Linked DNA regions of Mus musculus: region 2 is linked to region 1. The links are chromatin loops, found by intact Hi-C in ENCODE. Cell type or tissue: left cerebral cortex. All regions are shown on one strand.

Region 1 (2,500 bases):
GTCTCTGGGCAGCAGGACAGCAGGGGGCATAGTGTCTGTGGTGAGAGAATGAAGAGAAGGCAGGAGGGATCCTAGGCAGCCCGAGCTGGGTCTGCAGCTTCTACAGACTTCATTATTGTTCAGCAGGCTGGCGCGGCCACACTGTGTCTTGGCTGGACAGGGCAATTAACAGCTCCCCACGATCCTAATGAGTAGCTTTCTTGAGGTTTAAGCTGCCTGCAGAGTTTCCCAAGGGAACTTGCTTCTGGAAGCCAGTTCCTCAGAAGTGCCCTCCCCTGGGTGCACCCAGTCCAGGGCTACTGGATTTGGCCAGTTGGTCGGAGGCTGAGACTTCAAGGTCCATGACCAGCTTGTGATTGTCACCAACAGCACCATTCAGCTATAACATTTCCAGTGGAACCAGCTAGGAAGTTTTTTCTCGAGACCCTTTCTCCTCAAAGATCCACCATGCTTTGTCCCGCACACACCTGGGGATGAATATAGAACTCAAGACAGGGTTCATATCTGCCCAAGACCCAAAACTCTGCCCTATATCAAAATCTGAGCCAATCTGCCCACCTCCTACAGAACTTCAACTTGAGATAAAGGGAAAAATCTGTTTCTGGGCAGTAGCAAGAATAGTAGGAATAGAAGCTTAGTAGAATAGAATTCAAGCCAGGCCTGAAAGGCAGAGAAAAGGGTCTCTAACTGGCTACTTGCAAGCATGCAGAGCTCTTCAGCATGTACCTGTTCCCTGAAACAGTCTGACTGGAAGGACCACACACACACATTCACATCAGTGCAGTGGGCAATGGTGAGTTGTCATCTAACTGACAAAGTGGAAGGCCCCACTTTGTCCTCACCTGAGGTCCAGCATAATTCAAAAAGCACCTTCCAATCTTTGTTTGTATCTATGAAGCAGAGACCTGTGGAAAGCATCGTCCTCCTTCCCAGGGGCACAACCCCTGGGTCTGCCAATTTTAGTGTGGCCTGCAAGGTGTGGCTGGTCTTTGCAGTCTGAAGCCCACCACCACCTTCTGTGTGAAACTCTAGCCACACGGTTGCTTCTGAGGTGCTGTTTCCTGCACCCATAGTTTTGCTCCACAAACACTTCCTATCCCTAACTGTGTAGCCAGCTCCATCCCAACCTTCAGAACCATGTGCTCTAGGATGCTTTGGGTTGCAAGATATAGATACTGGCTCAGATTACTGAAGGTTCTAGGTCAGCTTTCAGATAGAAGAGTTTATGGCCTTTCAGTGAGGACAAGAGAGGGTTGCCCAGGAATTCTGTCTTTCTAGAGGAGTAGTTCTCAATTAGAGGTGATTTCCCACCCTCAGACAGGGAACACTGACACCCTGTGGTAGGATGCTGCAAGTGTTCACTGGGTGGAGCCCTTAGAGATGCTAGTAACATTCTTCGAAGCATACAAGGCCACTCTTTTCATCCCAATAAAGAATGGACAAACCCTAATGTCCACAGTGCCAGAGTCCAAAGCTGAGAAGCCCAGCACTAGAAGGCTCCTGCCATCATGACTCAGTCTCAATGGCATACAGCCTCTAAATCTCAGTTCAATTGGAGGAAAACTTGATTGGCTCAACTTGAGTACTTATCCACAACCAGACCTATCAGGTATGGCCAGAAGGAGCAAATCTAATGTAGGCTTGAGGTGAAGGTTGCCGCCTCTCCTATTTTAAATGTTCCTTTAAAAAGAAATGACTTTTTTTTTATGTCCCATATAATGGGCCCCAAGTCATTGAAGTCAAAAGACAGACTCGCCCCTGCTAGTTTGCCTCCCTGTCCTTATTAGGTGGGGACATCTCCTGCCCTTTGGGTCACCATTAAATCTGGCATGTTTGGTTTCACCGCATTTTGGCTTGTTGGTTCATGTGTGCATCACTCCCAAAAGACGTTGACCTACATGGATCAAAAGCAGGTCTTAGTTAACCCTACCAAAACCCAGTGTTCTGGTTACTTAACATAACATTACTACATGGCAAACCCTTCCAAACTTAGTCATTCCCAACAGCAGGTTTTTCTCCTGATGATTGTGTGAGTCAAAATGTTTCACACCATCTTTTGTCAGTGACCCATGGGGTTTCAGCTGGCAAAGGACCTGGGCAGGAAGGTCTAGGACAGTTCCTCATATAGCTGGACCTCAGTGGGAGAGATTCATGGCTGGAATCAGCTGCATCCTTCCTTCAGCCTCAAGTCTTCTCCATATGATCTCTCCAGAGAGGTTGTTTCCTAGGATGCAAAGGTTTCGAGGAGATGTAGGCAGAAACTGAAAGCCAGCGAAGACCTTCTGGAAGTTCCTGAGTATCATGCCAGGTGCATCCTGTGGGCTAAGCAAGCCACTAAGAATAACCATATTGAAGGGAAGAGAGACTAGAACACTTCTCACATGAGGAGCAGTATGTAAGAATGGAAAAGAAACTGATGGTCATATCCCTGGGGAGTCTCACACAGCCTGGTATAGTACCTCTAAACATATAACAGACAAGTTTACTAACGGGAAAAAAT
Region 2 (2,500 bases), 1.0 Mb before region 1:
GAAATGCTAAAGAGGAGCTGGAAAGCACGGGAGTTTGCCTCTCACCCCTCCAGTGATATCTGTGTATAATAACTGTTGGTTTTTTTTGTCTTTTTTTAAAAAAGATTTATTTGTTTATATATGTAAGTACACTGTTGCTGTCTTCAGACACACTAGAAGAGGGCATCAGATTCCATTGCAGATGGTTGTGAACCACCATGTGGTTGCTGGGAATTGAACTCAGGACCTCTGGAAGAGCAGGCAGTGCTCTTAACCACTGAGCCATCTCTCCACCCCCCTTTTGTCTTTTTAAATATGGTGTCTGATTGTATAGCCCATGCTAACCCTGAACCTGCAACAATCTGACTACTTCATTCAGCATTCAGATTACTGGGCAGGTCTCAGTCTCAGTGTTTCCCATTTAGAACCCTGAAACTCCATGGAGTTGTGAATAAGTACCCCCAGTCAGGGCGCTACAAGTAGGAAATGGTCTTGAAGTGAACTTTGGTCTTTTAAAATGGTGAAAATTTTGCTTTCTACTTAAAAAAAACCAGATACATATTTATTCTAATTTAAATGTCTTTAGGATTGCTATTTTTGCTCAAGTCTTTAAGTGGAATGTTCTTTAGATCTGTGCCTTATCTCACAGCTAGGCACACTGGGGAATGAGGCAGGCTGGTACCCTGACTGTTGACATATAGTTCAAGGCCATTCTCATGTGGTCTGACTTCATCTTTCCAATCCCCTGCTCTTCTTTTGTGTTCTGCAAATGTCCCTGGGTGGGGCTCTTGGTTGTTCTAAACTGTGGATAAGGTGAAGGCTGCCTGCCTTACCTCTTGCTGCCTTCTATCTAACAGAATCATCTCTCTAGGACATGTCTTCCAGGTTAGCTTTCTGAAGTCCCTAGCCTGTGTTCATTCTCATGACCACAACTTTCTATAATTTCTGTGAGGTAGGCATGTCTCTGTGTCCCCTGTTTATCTCCAGATAAACAGCACCTTTCATAGTTCAGGGACTGCCAAAGTGTGTTTGCCTGGAGCTCCAGCAATTTACCTCAGCTCTGCTTAACCTCCCAGGGTCCTATACTCAATGTAACCAGCAGATGGCATAAGGGCTTCTGCTACTGCTGCTGTTGCTGCTACAGCTGCTTGCCTGAGGGAAAGATCTCTCTCTCTCTCTCTCTCTCTCTCTCTCTCTCTCTCTCTCTCTCTCTCTCTCTCTCTCTCTCTCTCTCTGTGCATCTGTATCTATGCGCATGTGTCTGTTTGTCTGATTGTCTGTCTGTCTCTCTCTTTCTCTGTGTGTGTGCACGCATATGTGTGTGTCTGTGTCTGTCTATGTGTCTGTGTGTGTGTGTGTGTCTACCTACCTGCCTGTTTATGTGTATGTGTCTGCCTGTCTCTTGTATGTATGTGTGTGTCTATATGTATGTGTCTGTCTGCCCATCTGTCTGTCTCAGTGTGTGTGTGTGTGTGTGTCAGAAAATAGGAAATTCTGTACCTGGTTTTCACAGCAATGTGACAGAGGGAACTTCCTTCCCTGTTTGATCTCTGCTTCTTTGGGGAGAGGATGAATGTTGATGGAGTCAGTTTTCCTGAAGGACTCCAGGATTCTCCCTCCTTTCAGATGCATCAAAGAACAGATAGGGAGAGACAGTCTATTCATATAAACCCAAGCCAGAGAGAGGGTATTTGAAATTGTCCTGGATGTTGCTATAAAAAATTAGCAATTATAACCTCTACTGTTGCCTAAGAAATAAAACCCAAACAGCTCCAAGCATTGCTGGCTTCAAGAAGAACTGACCTAGCTAGTGAGCTTTCAGGTAGGTTGAGCTGTTGGTTTCTGGGCTGGGTCTACTCAATCATCTGGAATGCTAAATCATGTAAATCTGACTAGCTGTCATTCGTATGGTCAAGACCTCTGCTGAGACTATTGGAGTGGATCATCAATACCTCTTCTGTCAGCGTGTCCAAAGCTTTTTAGAGAGCAGCCACTTTCATGAGATACCAAGAACCCCAATGTGCAATCACATTTGATGTCTCTGTGTGGTATTTCACCCCATTGTCCAAAGCAAGACATGCAGCCACCATGGATGAGACTGTGTGTTCACATGGTGTAGCTATATGTGCATGTCCAAGGTAGAGTGCAAGAAAGGGAATGAAGAAAAATGAGGCCATTTTGGATCTATTACAGTAGTAAAACCATTTTTTTCAAATGAAGTCTTCCATGGAACTCCATTTCCTAGGGCAGATACTCTCTAAAGAGTGTAGTGTGGAGAGCCTTTGGCTGCCCTAGGCAGCAAAAAGCCAAACCAAACCAAACCAAACCAAACCAAACCAAACCAAACCAAACCAAACCAAACCAAACCAAACCAAACCAAAACACACACACACACAAAAGAAAAAACAAAAAAAACCCCAGGATTCGGGAAAATAGGGTGTGAAACCCCAATTCTGTCAGAATCTCTTACTGTGCAAATCAGGAGTCCAAGGCTTTATGACAAGATCATCAAATAGTTCTT

The links. A loop is a pair of places that touch in the nucleus more often than their neighbours do. Peaks named below come from ENCODE experiments on the same cell type or tissue, not always from the same donor. Only the 100,000 strongest peaks of a DNase experiment are listed, where the experiment ranks them.
Region 2: a loop joins it to region 1, with 3 times the contacts of the local background. A loop is called at or near these places in 4 of 42 quality-filtered maps.

The regions. Positions count from the first base shown.
Region 1 is chr19:59,386,209-59,388,708 of GRCm38, reverse strand. No RefSeq gene overlaps it. Among named protein-coding and RNA genes, the nearest start is that of Gm33756, 2.0 kb to the left of the region's middle. In left cerebral cortex, a CTCF peak has its summit at 1,340; DNase peaks (open chromatin) are centred at 169 and 1,336.
Region 2 is chr19:60,416,380-60,418,879 of GRCm38, reverse strand. No RefSeq gene overlaps it. Among named protein-coding and RNA genes, the nearest start is that of Gm34300, 31 kb to the right of the region's middle. In left cerebral cortex, a CTCF peak has its summit at 1,060 (motif pointing right); a DNase peak (open chromatin) is centred at 1,073.